2 separate regions of the Homo sapiens genome follow, and region 1 is linked to region 2. Evidence: read pairs that join two places in POLR2A ChIA-PET (ENCODE). Cell type or tissue: Panc1. All regions are shown on one strand. Links, peaks and the distances in the headings refer to the core of each region. The heading gives the core; the rest is flanking DNA. Region 1 overlaps INSYN1 (inhibitory synaptic factor 1). Region 2 holds the start of CD276 (CD276 molecule).

Evidence for each region. Peaks named below come from ENCODE experiments on the same cell type or tissue, not always from the same donor. Only the 100,000 strongest peaks of a DNase experiment are listed, where the experiment ranks them.
Region 1: POLR2A ChIA-PET joins it to region 2 with 13 read pairs; 2 of 35 experiments call an interaction of 5 or more read pairs at or near these places.

What each region holds. Positions count from the first base shown.
Region 1 is chr15:73,738,576-73,747,781 of GRCh38, reverse strand. INSYN1 (inhibitory synaptic factor 1) reads left to right here. Exons shown (of 3, transcript NM_001039614.3): 3 at 7,140-9,206. The coding sequence ends at 7,865. Among named protein-coding and RNA genes, the nearest start is that of INSYN1, 10 kb to the left of the region's middle. In Panc1, for the core only: no CTCF peak of the experiment used is centred there; no DNase peak of the experiment used is centred there.
Region 2 is chr15:73,679,349-73,688,554 of GRCh38, reverse strand. CD276 (CD276 molecule) reads right to left here and starts at 4,172. Exons shown (of 10, transcript NM_001024736.2): 1 at 4,095-4,172. RefSeq lists enhancers at 3,251-3,757, 4,775-5,283 and silencers at 3,742-3,791, 3,952-4,081, 4,092-4,221, 4,342-4,391. In Panc1, for the core only: CTCF peaks have their summits at 4,582 and 4,789 (motif pointing left); no DNase peak of the experiment used is centred there; H3K4me3 peaks cover 2,759 bases; H3K27ac peaks cover 1,814 bases.

The sequences.
Region 1 (9,206 bases), core at 381-8,380, 59 kb before region 2:
CTCTAAGCTCCTCAAAGTTCTGTAGATCTTAAGTAAGAGATGCAGAACAGCTCAGGGGCTATGAGCATGGGCTCTGCAGCTAGATGCCTGTAGTTCAAATCTGAGCTCCACCCTCTCCTTAGCTGTGTGAACTTGCGAAAGTTACTTTACCTCTCTGTGCTTCTGTTTTCCCATTGGTAAAAATGGGGAGACTACATTTTAGGCATCCTCCCCTACCCCTGCCCCAGGGTTGTTGCGAGAATTAAATGAGACATATATAAAGCACTTAGCACAATGAGAGGCACAAAGCTCACTCCGTATCTGTTTGATGTTTTTAATGAATTATTCTAAAACTGGCCTGCTCCTCAGCTCCACGTACGGCCTTGTTTTCTGGAATCACATCAGTTTCTTAGCCATGACCAGGGAGGTCAGGACCACATCCTGGCCTCCTGGCTGGGGCCCTTTAGTTTCTCCTGCAGTCAGCAGTCTCACTCCCTGCCAGTGGGAAAAGCAGATAGAGAGTGACAGGGATGGGGGCAGGAAGGGGGTCTCCAATAAGGTGGCCTTTGAACAGAGACCCCACAGAAGTGAGGATACAAGTCACATGGCTATCTAGGGGAAGAGCATTCCCGGCTGAGGGTGCAGCCGGTGCCAAGGTCTCGAAGAGGAAGTGTGCTTGGCATATGCAGGTTCAGCTAAGGAAGCCAGAGCAGCTGGAGGGCAGTGAACAAGGAGAAGAGTAGAGGAAAGGTCAAAGAGGGAGCAGGGAGTCAGATTCCGTCGAGCCATGCACAGCATGCACGGAATTTGGATTCGTTCTCAGTGAGAATCCCACACACTCTCCAGGAATCTGCTGGTCATGTTTCTGGGTGGGAATCTGCCTCCCCACTGCTCCCCTGTTACCCACCCACCAGAAGCTCCCAAAGGCAGGGTTAAGGGCCCCTGTCCTTGGCCCCCAGGTATTGAGCTTACCTTGAGCAGGTACTTGGCCTCCTCATCCTTGGTTTCCCCCTCCCCCAGGCGTCACTCAACATGGGGGCTCAATAGTGATCCTTGCATTAACACCAGTGTCTCCCACATCATCGGTGACTCTTGGGTGGGATATAACTTAAGGGCACAGTTGCTCACTTTGGCCCAAACACCTCAGGAAGATGGAGGGGTTGGCACAACGTTTCCCCAGCCTTGGGTGGCAGTGGAGGATCCCCCACCGGATTTGCCTAGGAAGCAGTCATCCTGGCATTCTGTTTCCTGGCCATTCCATTGTGCAGTCCCATCGGCAAGGGGCTTTGTCTGAAGGTGGCAGGGAAAGCCATAGGCCATGCAAGTGTGAGATAAATGGGGCCCAGCCAGGAAGCAGCTGGAGCAGGAGAGGCTGGGGACCACGGAGCTGCGCCAAAGTGGGTCAGCTCCATCACCTGCAGCTCAGCAAGAATTGCGTGGATTTTTTTCTTATTATTTTTGTTCACGCCTTCCTTTCCTCCCTTTTCCCTTTGCCTTCTCCTCCTCCGGACAGATTTACCAAAGCTCCCTGGCCAATTAGGCCAAATTGCAGGATGAGAGCCATGAATCACGATCAGCTCGCTGCCCCTCCAACTCCACAGCCCCCCAAGAAGATAATAACGTAATCACAGAATTAAAAAATAATCAGTGGTCATAAATAATGCAGAATCCCCAGTTATGTAACCAGCTGCCTTGGGGAGCTGGGAGAGAGGGAAGGAGGTGGCAGCTTGTCAGGGGAGGTGAGGTGGGGCAGGGTGGGGGGTGTGGTGGGGGGTCCGGGGGTACAGGATGCTGGTTCTGGGACTACAGGTCCTCAGTCCTAGCTCTAAGGCCTTAAGGAACACAGCAAAGCTTCCACTGGAGAGGGGGCTCAGCCAGGGCTGGAGAGAGGGTTGGCGTCTGGCAATATAGGATTGTCCAGGTCTATGGAACTCTTCCTCAGAAAAGAAGCCCCCAGCAGTTTTTTTGTTTTGTTTTGTTTTGTTTTGTTTTTTGAGACGGAGTCTCGCTCTGTCGCCCAGGCTGGAGTGCAGTGGTGTGATCTCGGCTCACTGCAAGCTCTGCCTCCTGGGTTCACACCATTCTCCTGCCTCAGCCTCCCGAGTAGTTTTTATTAAGCCATCTGTCTCAACTCATCACTCATCCAACAGCTGTGTTTGCAGAATGTGCCGATCCCTGTGCCGAGCTGGGGATGTAGCGGTGAGCAAGAGACCTAGTCCTGCTCCTCATGGGGTTTACTGTGTAGTGGGGAGACAGACATCAACCACGTTATAACATATAGGTGCAAAATTGTAGCAGTGTTAAATATTGTGTAACATTTTCAGGAGAGGTGCAGGGTGCTTTGAGAGCCTTTCATAGGGAACCTGACCTCAGCTGGGGATCAGGGAAGGCTTCCTTCTCGAAGTGAAGACGGAGTGAGTAGGAAAGGAGGGAGGGCGTGTCAGGTGAGGCCCAGAGGCAGAAGTGAGCTCGATGGAGTGTGAGTGTGTAGGGGTGGTGAGGAGGCAGGCCTGGCAGGGTGGAGGCTGCTTGCTGGAGAGGAAAGGGGGTGGGTAGGGAGTTATGTTTGGGAGGCTTAGGAGTTTGGGGAGTATGGAAGGGCTGGAAGCACAGGGGCAACGTGGACCTGTTGGCTGATAAGAAAGTTCCCTAGGTGCAGCATGAAGCAAGAGCTGGGAGGAAGTTGCTATCGGTGGAAAGACTAGATGGGTGCAGTTTTTCAGCGAGGGGCGCTAAGGCTGTGACCAGGACAGAGGTTGGGGACACCTCTGGCACGAGGTTTGCAGGTTCTGCCACAGCCCTCAGTCCTGCCCTTGCTCTCTAGGGCTCCCTCTTGGTCTCTTCAGAGCAAGTCATTCTTGGTCTTAAGGTGCAATGCCCAGGAGTCAAGACTCACCCTCTGGTCCCAGCTCAGCTCCTCCCAGTCTCTGAGCCTCATTGCCCCCCTCGGCAAACACATTGAGACAGGTGGACTCAACAGTGCCTGCAGTCCCTTCTGGCTTGGGGGTTGTCTGATTCTGTAATTTTATGGTTCAATTTCTCTCTCCACTCTCTCTCTCCCCCTCTCTTTCCTTCTGTGTATATAATTATTTCCATGCACTCCAAGACAATCCCAAATTACATGTAGGCAAAATGATTATTAAACCTCAGGGAAAAATCACAGATTTCAAGACATCCAAAGCAGAGAGCAAGACAAGACTGGGGTCTGCTCCACACCTGCCCTCACCATTGGCCCAGGAAACGAGGCACCAGGGAAGAGCAGTGGGGATTGTGAACTGACCCAGGCCCCCCACAGAGAAGCTGCATACCCTTGGGCACATGGCTTCCCTTTCACATCCTCACTATGTCATTCATCAAGTGGTGTGACCTGTCTCACCTAATAGGTTGGGCCAGATTTGCCTGTGGGCCTCATAGCCAGTTGGTTTTTAGAACTTCTTCTGGTTCTGTTCTTTCTGGAGACAGCCCTAACTTTGGGCAAAATAGGTACTGTCCATGTGCTAGGTTTTGAAAGGCCTGGCATGTCCCATTATTCTGCCACAGGCACTGGAAATTCTGCCACAGTCACTGGACCCACATCAGAGGGTCATTCCTTTGGTGCAGAACTAATTCCCACTGCTCTTAGGCCTGGTGCGGGGGCATGATCACATGTTAGCCCCCAACGGTGCATTGTAGATGTTGGTAGTCTGCCTTGTTCCATATGCTGTCCAAAGCGCATTAAGCCATTAAATCCTCACAACAGCCCTATCAAGTAGGTATTACTAGAATTCTCCTTTGATGATGAACTTAGGCACAGAGACGTTGAGTAACTTGGCCAAGGTCACACAGCTGGTAAGCAGTGAAGCCAGGGTAGGACTCCATGTCTGGCTCCAGAGCCCAGGTTCTTAAGTATTTAGCTATCTTGACTCTGTGACACATTCATATCTGTTAAATTTTCTTTTTCTTTCTTTTTTTTTTTTTTTTTTTTTTTTTTTTTTGAGACAGAGTCTCTCTCTGTTGCCAGGCTGGAGTGCAGTGGCGCGATCTCGGCTCACTGCAATCTCCGCCTCCTGGGTTCAAGAGATTCCTCTGCCTCAGCCTCCCGAGTAGCTGGGACTCTATGCACGCACCACCACGCCCAGCTAATTTTTTTAATTTATTTTTATTTTTTAGTAGAGACGGGATTTCACCATGTTGGCCAGGATGGTCTCAATCTCCTGACCTCATGATCTGCCCGCCTCGGCCTCCCAAAGTGCTGGGATTACAGGCATGAGCCACCACACCCGGCCCATATCTGTTAAATTTTCATCACCCTGGGTGAGGAGGGGAGTGTTACTTCCTTTTATAGGACAGGAAATCAAGCCCCAGAGGGGGATAATCATCTGCCTAAGGTCTCTCAGCCAAGAGGTGGCAGACGTGGGACTCGGGAATGCAGGCCTCCCTCTTTCTCTTTCCTCCATCCCCCCAGGTTGGAACCAGAGAGGAGTGTACTAATAAAGAAGAGGAAGGGCTTCTTGGGTTGGGGGAGTGTTCCAGCCTGAAGGCTTGGGCTCCTGCCATGTGTACCCTGGATCTTCCCTGCCTGAGGCCCAATGGTGCTTGTCCTCACTAAGCATCAGGAGACCCAGCTTCTGGGCCCAGCCTGGCCTCAGCTGACCCTGTGAGGTCACAGCCAAGTCATGCAACTCCAATTCCTACTGGCATTCTGCCCCGCCCTCAGGCAGCAGCAAACTCCACAGCTCTGGCTTGATCAGGGGAGTCTCATTTGAGGGCATAGCTGCCCCAGAGGTGGTGGGCCTCTCCTGAGGCCATCAATGCCTTGAATTGCTGGTCTTCACCCAGCTTAAATCTCCCAGTGCCCTAGGCTAGTGGTTTTCAAAGCAGGTCTCTGGACCAGCAGCAACAGCACCTGGAGGCACACTAGGTAGGCACCTTCTCCAGCACCACCCCAGACCAGCAGAACCAGAAACTCTGGGGAGTGAGCTGAGGGACACTCAAGTCTGAGTGTCCCTACGCTAGGCCAGTGCTCCCACCAGCCCTTGGGTGGAGCTTGGGTTGAGCAAGGGCTTCTGGGAGATAGGAGTTTCTCTGAGGTTCCTTTGGGGCAGGAAGGCATCATCCTGGGAGAAGCACAAGAAGAAGTAGCCAGATTGGAGGGTAGGGCCCTATCCCTGCCGCCTGCCCAAGCCCAGCAGTCACAGCAGCACTTCATGATGGTGTGCAGTTTTGCAGGGGGCCGCAGGGGGAGATTCTCAGCTTTCCAGGGACTAGTGCCCAAGACTCCTCATCTGTAGACACAGGAGATAATGATCTCATGGGTGGAGGTGAGCACTCGAAAGCATGGTGCATGGTAGGTGCTCAGAGATGGGAGGTGGTGTCATTTTCATCCCCAGTGCTTTGCAGAGTCCTTTTGCTGCCCTTCTCACTGTCCTTCATGAAGCTCTCATAAGGTTGGCTGGGATTGTCATACTCACTTGGTGGTCTGGGATTGTCATACCCACTTGGAGGTGAATGAGGTTGAGGTCCAGAGAGGTTCTGTGATCTTCCAAAAGACACACAGAACAATGTCAAAGCTAAGTCTGGAATCCAGATGTCCTGATTCCTCCAGCTCTTCTGGAGGCCTCAGCCAAGTGGTTTCCCCACTCCTGGCCTGGGCAATGGTTGAGGGGCCATCCCTAGGCATCAGCACCCAAGCAGCCTCTCAGAGTCATTCCTATAAACAGAGTCCTAGAATCTCAGACATGGAAGGAACCTTGGAAATAAACTAGTTCACCCACCCTCTTCGCTTACAGACTGGGCAACTGAGACCTACAGAGGAAAAATGGTTGACCAGGTCTCCTGCATCCAGCCCCTGACTCCTGATCAAGTAGTCTTCCCACTGGCCCAAGCCACTCTGGCCATCACTTTTGTCCTTGCTTTCCTCTCACTTTGGGGCACTCACTACCCCCACTCCTTGCCAAATACTAGCACATCCCTGGACAGCAGCAGCCCTTAGCAACTGTTTGTTGAATTAAGGACTTAATGAGTTAATTAATTAATTGCCTGCTCTGACCCCAGGTTGAAGGGCGCCAGAGAGGTGCTGGGGGCTGGATTCTGATCTGGATGACTCACTGTGGATCTCTTGGTCTCTGTTACTCTGACTCTTGGCCTCGCTGCTTTGTTTTCATTGTTTTTCTGTTTTGTTTTTGGTTGGAATCTTCTCTCTCCCTTCTCTTGCCCTGTCCCATCCCTGTGTCTCTGACTGGATCTCCCTCTTTCCCTCACTGTCTTCCTCCCTGATTTATGTGCTGACAGTGGCCACCCAGGCAAGGGAGTGTCCCAAGCCAGGGCCTTCTGTATAGAAGCCAAGGGCTTCACTTTATGCGAGGCAGGCCAGGGTGGAGTGACCTCCACAGCTGAGCTGCCCCCTGAGTGCATTGAACAAGCAGCTCTGGGCCCAGAATAGATGGCTTCTTTATTGCTTATCAAATAATGCTTGCTTTATTCCTTCTCTCAACAAGCCAGGATTGATCTCCACTTGTCAGTGGGCAGGGAAGGGGAAGGAATGAGGAGGCTCCGGGAGATGGAGATGGGGGTGGGGTGACCCAGCCAGTGCTGTACACCTGGTGTTCTTGCCGTGAGGGATGGTGGAGACCCAGGGGCGACAGTCACCAGTCAGCTGCAAGGACTGGTCCAGGATGCTTTAGAAAGCCCACACAGGGTCTTCCTTGTGATCACCCACATCATTTCCTCTCTGAGGGTGCATGGGCTGCTCAGCTCTTTGTGGAATGGGCTTGCTGGAGGCCCTCAGCCCCTCTGAAGTGGCCCCCTCTCAAACTAAGGAAGATTCATCCCTGATCACCAGGGCTGCCCCCAGAGCAGCTGCTGTGTTTGAGAGACAGGGGTGAGTGAATGGATGGTGTGCAGGGCTGGAAAGCAGTTCCCTCTCCCCCAGGGCACTGAACAGTGGTAAACAGACCTTTGGGAAGGGCCGGAACAAGCTCTGTCCAGCCTGATCTGATTTGGGCCCTCCACAGGGCAAACCAACCTGTGACCTCCAGGCCAGTCACCATCCTACAGGCTCTCCCCTGTCCAGTACGCTCATCAGCCAGGGGTCTACAGGGATGGGGTGGAGACACACTCACACCTGGCTGATGCAGGGACCCACCTGGCCCCTCTCATCTCCTCTCCCCTTCCCTGGTCAGGTGGTGAGCCAGATCGATAAGCTAACCTCGGACTTCGACTTTGAACTGGAGCCGGACGACTGGACCACGGCCACTGTGAGCAGCACCTCTAGCAGTGACAAGGCGGGCATGGGTGGCCCCTTTGACCTGGGCCACCTGGACTTCATGACAGCCGATATCCTCTCAGACAGCTGGGAGTTCTGCTCCTTCCTGGACGTCTCTACCCCCTCGGACTCCGTGGATGGTCCCGAGTCGACTCGGCCAGGGGCTGGCCCTGACTACCGCCTCATGAATGGTGGCACGCCCATCCCCAATGGGCCACGAGTGGAGACCCCAGACTCCTCCAGTGAGGAGGCCTTTGGTGCTGGCCCCACGGTGAAGAGCCAGCTGCCCCAGCGGACCCCAGGGACACGGGAGAGGGTGCGGTTCAGTGACAAAGTGCTCTACCATGCTCTGTGCTGTGACGATGAGGAGGGGGACGGTGAGCAGGAGGTGGAGGAGGAAGAAGTGGGCTTGCCCCCTGAGCCTGCCCATACAGAGGCCCATGCAGGCCCCCACAAGCCCTCCCCAGCCCCCTACAAGTCACGGCGCTCTCCACTGACCAGCCGCCACTCAGGCTCTACCTTGGCCCCTGAACAGACTCGAAGGGTCACGAGGAACAGCAGCACCCAGACAGTGTCAGACAAGAGCACGCAGACGGTTCTGCCCTACACAGCCACTAGACAGAAAGCCAGGGGGAAAAACTAGGGGCCGGGGAGGGGGCCGGGGGCGGTGGGCACATAGAGCTATAAATAAATATATATATATATATATATATATATATATTTAAACAAATGAAGTCATAATAAAATTTAAAAATGCTAAGGATCTGGCCCCACAGGCCCCAAAGCTTTCACAGAGCTCCTCTTAGACATGAAGATGCCCATTGGCCTCCTAGGTCCCAGGAGGTGTGGGCAGGACTGCCCTTCCTCCGTTCTCATTGCGGGGCTCCTGAAGGGGGTATCTGAAAGTATGTAAAACTGATGGGAGGTCTGATCCTCCTTTTGCTAGCCCCTGAACTCTGTGGTGGAGTCTGGCTGATGGCCAGGGCCATGTCCTAGAGGGGACTCCCCTGCAGGAGGCGGGCTCTAAAGGGAGTGGTGTCCCTTTAGGCCAGGGTTCACAGTCGGGGTGGTCTGGAGACTGCAGGACTCAGGGCCTGGGGGTGGCATCAGTCTGGCCAGGCCCTGCGTCACTTGCACCCACCATCCTTCTACTCCAAGGCAGACTTACTCGGCTATACACAGTCCTGCCTCACCCCCTTCCATCTTAGGGTTGCCTGGGACATAGGGGAATGGCAAGCTGCTCCCATGGCGCAGGCCTCCGTGCTGGGATGCTGGGCATCCACAGAGCCTGAAGGATCGCCTGGGCTGGGCAGGGGTTTGATTGGAGGGTCTGGACCACCCCCAATCCTTTCAGCTCCCATTCTCAGCCTGATTCTGAGACCAAGACCAAAACCTCAGGGCAAAGCCTCAGCCAGTCCTGGCGTGGCCCTAAGCAGACCTGAGATCTGTGCGAGGAAGTAGGCAGCCACTTCCATGGGGCTAAAAATTAGGGCCGTAGACAGGCTCCTGGCCACCTTCACCAGGTGGGCAGCCTTGGAAAGGAGCCCAGTGGTCCCCACTCCGTCCCGATGTCTCCACACCCAGCCCCTGAGCCCATCTCAGCAGGTCCTGAACAAAGATGAGGTTACAGCCTAGAGGTACCAGGGCTTCATCTGGGGCATGGCCAGCACAGGGACAGCAGCTGAATATCCTTGGGATAATAATGACAATTATATTGCTCACATTTATTGAGCAGGTCTCTATGCTACTTCTATGCCGAATACTTTTTATAGCAGCATCTCATTTAATCACCACAATAACCTGATGAGACAGGAAGTATTATTACCCCATTTTTCTTTTTCTTTCTTTCTTTTTTTATTTTTATTTTTTTTATTTTTGAGATGGAGTCTCGCTCTGTCACCCAGGCTGGAGTGCAGTGGGGCGATCTTGGCTCACTGCAACCTCCACCTGCCAGGTTCAAGCAATTCTCCCACTTCAGCCTCCA
Region 2 (9,206 bases), core at 404-8,403:
CTGCCTTGCCTGCCCAGGGTACAGCATGAGCTCAGAAGCCAGCAGCCTTGGGTTTCAATCCTGACACCGATGCCTTGCTGAACACATGACCAAGTTTAAATGACTTAACCTATTTGAGACCCAATTCCAAATCTCTAAAATGGGGGTAACAATCCCTACCCCACAGGGCTGCTGTGAGAATAAAATAAGACAATAGAGAGAGAGGACTTAGGAAAGTGCCCAGTACCAAAACTGCAGTAATAATTATTATTATTGCTGTTATTATTGCCGCAAGCATGGGGACAAGGCCTCCTAGATGGGGCCTCTGCACTGAGCGAACACTTTGCCCCTACCCCACTCTCCCTGGCCAAGACCTCCTCTGTCAGGCCACACATCTGGGCCTCTGGGACCATTACTCCTTCTGTATCCCTACTTTTCACCTAGAGCCCTATCAGTGCCCCAGCTCCAAAGTAGCAAATGCACAACTCGACTCCATCTCTGGCTCTGACTCATTCTAGTGGTCCTGGGCCCCTTCCTCTTCGCAGATGCTTGGTCACAGTTCCAAGTACCATGAGCTCCTACCGTCCTGCTGCCATAGCCCCTAGCACAGAGCATTCCCACAGGGACACATTCCAATGTCTCCCACAAGGCAGCCCCAGTTCCTAGGAGCCTGCATTGCCTCTAGGGTAACTTGGGACCCCTGCCTCCCAGAGACAGTATCTCTCCCTGCTCCAAGGCTCCCAGCAAGAAATGCTTCTCACTCCACTTCCCGCAGATTAAGCTCCCTATGCCTAGAGAAGGTCAGATTCCCAATGGCATAAGGTGTGTGGAGCAGGCATTCATTCTCTGGACCACAAAGAGAAAGAAAGGGAGAAAGGGGGCAGCTGGCTGGGAGCACTGGTCAGAACTGGAGGGTGGAGGGGGAACTCCTGGAAGCCCCAGCATGATAAAGTCCAGGGCTCTGGAAGAGAAGAACTCTCAGCAAAGGCCCTGACTATGCTGTGAAGGCCACTAGTCACTGGGTCACCCAGGTCAGGCCTGCCCCTTCTCTGGTTCCCCAGATGAGTCTTCCCTGACTTACTAAGGAGACCCTTGGCACATCTTACCGGGCTCCAGAAAGAGGGGTAAAACCTGTGCCTACCTCCAGAGCAGCAGAAAAAGCCAGTTCTGGAAGCAGACAACAGCCCAGCTCCACCATTTGCCGGCTGTGTGTCTTTGGGCATGTGACTTACCCTTTCTGGGCCTCAGTTTCCCCAACTGTACAATGGTGTTAATGATACCCTACCTCATAGGATTACTATGAGGATTACATGAGATAATGTCTATTTAGCCTCCAGCACAACCCTACCCACTCCCAAACCTGAAAACCCAATGCTCCTATCTGGCACACTGCAAGGGCGGTAGAACTGGGGGTGGCAGGCAAGGGTTGCATAACTGTACACGTGGCCCCCTTCCAGGTGTGGGGTCCATTCTGAGCCAACAAGACCAAAGGCAATTTCTCAAAAATCATGTGGACCAGTCCTCACCCCTCTCCCCCTCCCCTAGGCCCTGGGTGTGCCCTCCCCCTTTTGCTGGTGGACTTCCCTAACACTCCTGCCCTGGGGATGTGGGAAAAGGACAATGAGAAGTCGCCACCCACTCAGAGGATAAGCTCATGGGCAGTAACGTCATCCTCCTTGCCATTTTTCCTCTTTCCCTGACCCTATGACTCAGATCCACAGCTTAACAGCCCCCATGTGGTCATAATCTCAGAGGCTGCTTGGATTTGGTCATTTTTCTGCACAGACCCCAAACCCCGTATGTGCAACCAAGTACCATCCAGCCACTTGTTCTACAACATTTTCTAGGAGTCTCTTTAGGTGCTGTGGAATTCCAACTCACAGCTCTCTTATCACACTGCATCTCTGACTCCAAACAGCATTGTCCAGCTCCTTGTCAAACTCAAATCCTACTCCAAAGAACAAAGATTTACCCCTCCAGAGAAAGCCAAAGTTTAATGATGGAATTCTCACAGGAAGTTTCAGAAGTCAACCTAATAAGGACACAGACACCCCAGAGGACTACTTTGAAGGGACCACACTTCTATAACTGTCCTTTCCATAAATATTAAAGCACCGAAGCCAGCTGTCAGGTATATGAACATGAGACATTCAGCCAACCCTCCATCGGGTGGTGCCTGGACAGAGCTGAAGAGGGGACAGGAAGGAAAACAGGGTCCTCAGATTCCAACACCCCTTCTCACCTGAGACTTGCATTAACACAGGCTCCTTACCTCTGACAAGCTCATGTCTCACAGCACAGGAGTCTAGAGTAAGCTGGAAAGCTTACTGCAGGCAGGAGAAACCACCAGTAATGCCATAAGGACATGGAAGAACTCCAAAGGTCAGTCATGGGACCCTGACTGCATCACTGAGGCCACTTAATGCAGGAACGAAGCTCTCTCCCGCCAGCGTCCCCTTGCCATACAACCCCTCAGAACAAAAACTGAGGTCCACAGGGCTGACCCAAAGTCATGAAGGAAAATTTCATTCACATCAGGATACTCCAGTAAGCTGACGGTGACGTATGTAAATTTCCACGGTCAACAGTTACCCTAAGTGTTAGTGCTTAATCTCAAGAACTCCAGATATCAGGAAAATGTACTCACCCAAAATACTCCCTTGAAATGAGCCACTTCATACCCTACAGCCCCATAGCCCTCCATCCTGCCCTGCACTCAGATCAGCTCAACCCATCGGACAGGTTTAGACTTCAAGTTTAGACTTCAGTTCCCCTCAGCCTCAAACTGTCCCACCTATTTGCAGTCCCCCACACTACAAGGAAGGCTGCACAGCATCAGATTTCCTAGGGACTTCTGGGAGGCCAGAGGGAACTAGAGGAGGCCGCACTAAATAAAGAACTCTCTTAAAGACAAAGCAGCTTCATTACTTTCTAATATAGAAACTAACTGCTGAAGACATGCTTATAAGAAAAGGACCCCGGGCTTTAATGAAGAGATCAGACTCATTTACAATTATCCACATCCAATTTGAAGGTAAATCGTTTTTCTAAATTAAGACAACTAACACCCCCCCACCCGCCACACACACACACACACACACACACACACACACACACACACAAATCTTTTTTGCTTTACTATTTGCTTAATGTTTTCCCTCAGTGATAGATCCCATATCTGAGTCATCTATCACGCTTTTCTCATTAGAGCAGGTTTGGCTTAGAAATAAATCCCCTGCCTTAGGCTGCCAAACCTGCCAATTCGCTAGCTAAACGGTCGCAGGGAGGGCCCTGGGCGCTGGAATTCAATCCCCTCCCTTCTAGTGTGCCCCCACTCGGGGTCCCCACCTCCCTCCACCGTCGCCCGCATCTCCTCTCCATCCCACCTCACCCCCCACCTCCCTGAGGCTTCCCAAGCCCAAACTGCCCATCCCAATTCCCTCCCCACCCCCAACACCTATTCACCCCGTGGCCCCTGCCAGCCGTCTCTACCTGTCCTTCCCGGAATCTGACCCCTCATGCTGCCCACGGCTGCCTGTGGAAGTGCACCAGTCGCCCACACCTTCGCCCTGCTGGGCCCTGCAGAGTGGACACGCCTAACCACTCGCCTTCCCTCCCCGCCGCTCCCCTCCCGGAGCTGGGCGTTTTCCTCTGCAGGACCCGAGACCCCGCTAACCTCCCAGCGCCGGCCGGTGGCTTCGTTAAGCTTCAACACGGGACAGATCTGCCCCCATGCCCGCTCCAGACCCGGGGCCTGCAAAAGCGCATTCACCCACCCGGCCCGGTCCGCAGCTTCCGGGGTCTGCAGGTCCGACGGCGCCCGGGCCCCTCTCAACCCGAGGAAAGGGGGGCGGGGTAGGATCCGGGAGCCCCCAGCTCTCCGCGGGCCCCACAGCCCAGGGCAGGAGGGGCGCCCGCGGTTCCCGGGACTCCTGTGCGAGGGGGGCCGCCCGGACCTGGGGGAGGGCAGGGGAGCAGGAGCCCGGAGGGAAGGCGCCCTGCTCAGCTCCTGCAGCCCTGAGCGGGAACGTGCGGACCTCCGCGGGATCCAGGCCCGGCCCGCAGCAGACAAAGGCCGCCCCACCCCGCGCCGCCCGCGCCACGCCAGCACTCACCGCGCCGCGCCGACTCTGGGACTCAGGGACGCGGCCCAGCCTGGCTCAGTCGCCGCCGCAGCGAGGCCCGGCCCGAATGGGGGCCGGGGGCGGCCCGGGGAGTCCGAGGGGCGGGGCGGGCCGCGCCGGAGAATCCGCCTGAGGCCCGGAAAGGCGGCTCCGGTGCGTCCCTGAGGCCGGATTGGCCCCGCGGTGGCGGCTGCTGACCGAGGCCTGAGCCAGCCCGCTGGGCAGAGCACACGGCCTGGCCCCCGCCCCCGCCCCGCCCCGCCCCCAGGCCTGACCCTGGCGGGGAAAACCCTCGGCTCCCGGAGCAGGGCGCTGCCCATCCCCCACCCCGTTCCCACACTTCCAAGAGCCGAATCTTCCTTTCTGCGAGAGGGGATAGGTGACTGACTGGTCATCGACTGGCGGCAGAACAGGGCTGGAATCCTGCTGTCCAACCCCAGTCTTGGGTTCTTCCTCCACACCATGCTGGCACCACAGCCCAGAAAGGGTTAACTCGACTGCGAGGAATTAAGAGCTGCAAGGAGCTCTCTATAAATACAGTGTCGTGGGCGCCTGAGCCAACCGCAGGACAATTTCCACTGAGCTGGTTTTCCTCTTTTCCTTCCACCCACGGCCATCCGACCAGCCCTGCCCCCAGCCCCACCCCAGACTGCTGGCCGGACTTGGCTCCAACAGGCCTGACACCTAGTGGCCTTGGGCTCTGTCCTTACAGGGCCCCGCTCCAGCCTGGGAGGAGATGGGGGTCGGGCCTGTCCAGATTTTGCTGTGGTGCAGCCCATCCCTGCACCTGTTCTTGGATCTGTTCTTCCTCACAGGGACAGTGACAGCTAAAACGTAGGGAGACTTTTGTGGGCCAGAGTTAGGTTAGGAGCTTTCCATGCTGGGCCTCTTTAGTTCCTCCAAACAGCCCCGCCGGCTAGATATTATTATTCCCATTTCACAGATGAGAAAACCAAGGCTCAAAGGGATGAAGGGACTCCAACCTTGTACTGCTGCCAGGCTCACCACCAGTGCCAGTGGCAGTACTGGGCAGGGCTTGGGAAATGAGTATGAAAACATGTGCGTCTCTCTGCATGTGTTGCCACTGTTGTAAGCTCTTTACCATTTTATCTCATTTAATCTTCACAACAACTCATTGAGGTGAATACCATTATTCTCATTTTTACAGATCGGAAATAAGGAAATTAAGATACAAAGAGATTAAGTAACTTGGGGACACATAGCTATGAAGGGAGGAACCGGGATTTGCCCTCTGAATTTAAGTGTGCGTGTGGTGTATGGGTAGGGGTGGTGGTGCATGGGTGTGTATATTTGTGGGGGGTTTTTGTCTTTTTTTTTTTTTTGAGACAGAGTCTGGCTCTGGAGTGCAGTGGCTCAATCTCGGCTCACTGCAACCTCCGCCTCCTGAGTTCAAGCGATTCTCCTGCCTCAGCCTCCAGAGTAGCTGGGATTACAGGTGCGCACCACTATTTTGGCCAGGATGGTCTCGATCTCTTGACCTTGTGATCCACCCGCCTTGGCCTCCAAAAGGGCTGGGATTACAAACGTGAGCCACCGCGCCCGGCCGGGTGTGTATATTTGTGAACACATTCAAGCAACTCTGTATTTGAGTCTACGTGCATATGTGTCTTTGAATCACACAGCAGCTGTGTCTGTGTAATTGCTGACTGCTCCTAGGGATGACAGCAGAGAGGCCCAGCTGTCTTGTCCCTGACCACCTCCAGGAACTCTGGACCATTCCACGCTGCTCCCCACTGCCCTGCCAGGCCCTGACCAGCCTCGTCCAGCCTGGGTCTGGCCTTACAGGTCTCAGGATGAGTAGCCTCCAGTTGGCCCAGCAACCTGGGGAAGTAGCATCACATGGAGAGGTGTCCTTGGGCTGAGGGAGCTAGGAGCCCTGCTGCAGGACCCTGGAGGTGGCATTGAACAGATCTAGAGAAACTTACTTTCCTTCCCTTCACAAAGAGTCAGTCCTGTGCCTTGTGCCTTGCGGTGGTGACGCTGGTCCTGTCCTAAGGGATTTATAATCTGGCATGACTCAGCCATGGTGGACAGTGAAGGAACATCACAGAGCAGTTTATAGTGTGTCTATGGGGGGAGATTTTAAAATAATCATTCAAGAGCAGAGGTCAGGAGGGAAGGAAATGTGTATTGGCTCTCATTCCTGGAAGCAGCAGATTGAGAGGGCTCTGATCCCCTAGGAGGGGGAAACAGCTTGGGCAGGGCACAGATAGCACATGTGTAGGACCAGCTCATCTGAGACTCAGACACTTGGATCTGGACACAGATAGCTAGAATGACCATCCCATCATGCAGGGGTCTCCTTGGTTCAGAGAATGTTTGCCTGATTGTCCCTGGGAACTCAGGAATGGAGGTGCTACACAGAGATTCCCGTCAGAACCAGAAAAACTCAGGATGGAAGGTTGTCTTCATGCATTCTTTCTGGACAGCAGCCCTACCCCTCTCACCTCTATCCCTCCCACCCCCCACCTCCCCACAACCTGCTTCCTAGGTCAGCACAGTAGTAGATGACTCAGAATGTGCTATCTCCAGTTTTGCTTCAAGTTCCCCAAGGAGGTCACAAACCAATCCCAAAAGACCCAGATTGGGACAAGCCTTATCCCACTTTTTATCTACCTACCATCCTGCAGGTTCCTCAAATTCAACATGTGCAAAATTGAATTATCACATGTCCCCAAAACCTGTTTCCCCTTCTAGATATACAGGAAGGACTATGCTCAAAACCTGGACTCATCCCTCGTTCCCTCCCACTTCCCCCCACTTCCCACTGCCAATATCCAGGCAGGCTTGAAGGGGTGCCCTAGAATATGTTAGGAATCCCTCCCTTTCCTGAATACCCTACTGCCACACCATCCTCATCTGAACCCCCATCACTCCTCACTGGATTGTTGTTGAAGCCTCTTAACTAATTCTGCTGACTGTGACTCCTCAGTCCATAGCTGCCAGAGAGAGCCTTCTAAAGCGCAAATCCTCCCACAATGTCTCTTGCTTACCTGAAGCCCTTCAGTGTTCTCATTTGCCCTTAGGCTGCTAGTTGTCCACTAAAATTAATTCTCTACTTCTTCCTTACCAACAGAGTGTAGCATTTGTTCTAAGAAGTTCTATGCCTAGTTGAAAATACGTGGGTTCTCAGACCCCCTTGCAGCTAGAGGCAGTCACGTGACCCAGTGTGGCAAATGAGATGGAAATGAAACTCACTGATTGAGGCTTTGGGGAAAGCTTGTTAAAGGAGCAGCCTTGAGCTATGGAAACCAGTCTGGTAGTTCCTCAAAAAATTAAAAATAGGCCAGGCAAGGTGGCTCACACCTCTAATCCCAACACTCTGGGAGGCCAAGGCGGGAGGATCACCTGAAGTCAGGAGTTCAAGACCAGCCTGGCCAATATGGTGAAACCCCATCTTTACTAAAAAAATAATAATAATACAAAAATTAGCCAGGCATGGTGGCGCTCACCTGTAGTCCCAGCTACTTGGGAGGCTGAGGTAGAAGAATCACTTGAACCCAGGAGGCGGAGGTTGCAGTGAACTGAGATCATGCCACTGCACTTCAGCATGGGTGACAAAGTGAGACTCTGTCTCAAAAAATAGAAATAAAAATAGAACTACTATATGATTCAGCAATTCCACTTATGGGCATACCTCCAAAGAATTGAAAGCAGGGTCTCAGAGAGATATTTGTACACTCATATTCTTAGTGGCATTACTCACAATAGGCAAAATGTGGAAGCAACGCAAGTGTCTACATCTCCAGATGAATGGATAGGCAAAATGTGGTGTATCCATACAGTAGAACATTATAACTTTCCTCAGGGCAGAAATTATGACTGAAATTAGGAGAAAACTTCCTTTTGCCTCCTTTGACATGCAAAAGGGAAAGTGTCTCTCTCATCTATTTAAATACACTTAGATAATGCAAACTGTACAGTGTAAGCTATGGAGATATTTCTGTCTTTTTAGAGCAGCTAAGCAGTCCATCTCATAGAAAGCGGCTCAGAAACATTGAGATGCCTCTCCTAAGAATGATACTGAAAATGTATTCATTTTGACTGCTTCCATAAGAAACAAAAATCAATTCTTGGCAGTGTCAGGGATTTAAGGCCCAAGTGGCGATTGGGGATTTTATCGAGGATCCCTGCGACACTAAGCCAATACCTTGGCACTGGCCTCCCTTCCCTCAGGCTGGTTGGTGCATATTACTTCCCAAGTTGTTTGCATTTTTAGGCCTCAAATCCTTGATGTCTTGGCAAAAGCCACCCACCCGCACTCCACTCTGCCCACTCACTTAGGACTCATAGGGTGCCATCAGGAACCATTCCATCCAGCCTAGACTTAAGGCAACCACATTTCTCTCAAATGACTGAATCCGGTGTAAAACTGAATATGGTGCATAGCAACCACTGCAGGTTCCGGCTTCCTAGTTTCTTAGTCCTGGGAATTGAGTCTTGGAATAGGCTTCAAATGTCTAGAACCAACTACTGCCAGCTGGAAGCATCTGGCAAGCAAAATAACAGGAGCAGCCTAATGAAAGAGGAGCAGGTCCTCCAGGGAGGATCGCCTGGGAACACTCCGTAACCCTAAGGCCCTAATACACACACAACAACATAACGAAAGAGCTTCTAAGCAGTCTTTTCTAACTAGCTGCTTCTATCTGACTCACCAGCCTCTGCTCTTCTTCCCTGTTCACCCTTTCCATTATCTGTCTTCCTCCCCATCCCCGGTGAAACTGAACCATTCAATCCCCTTTCCCTTTCCAATTTCTTTACTATAATCTTGGCTGACAACACTCCCAATACCGGGAAGCCATTTCAGAGTTTGTGTCCTGCTGCTGGTGAGTCGGAAGGAAGGTGGCAGGTCCTCCAAATAGGAGGGTTGTACAGAGTTTAAAAAACAAAACAACAAAACAACAGAACAAACTAAAAACAGCACCATGCTACCAGGGGAACTCTTCTATCTCATTGGGAGTTGTTTTTTTCTAATAGCTCTCACATGCAAATAATTGAACAGGCTCCACCCTTGCGCTGACCTGAAAGTGAGCACCTCCTTCAGTTTTGCATCATAGGTGCAGGTACCTCATGCTCGTCCTG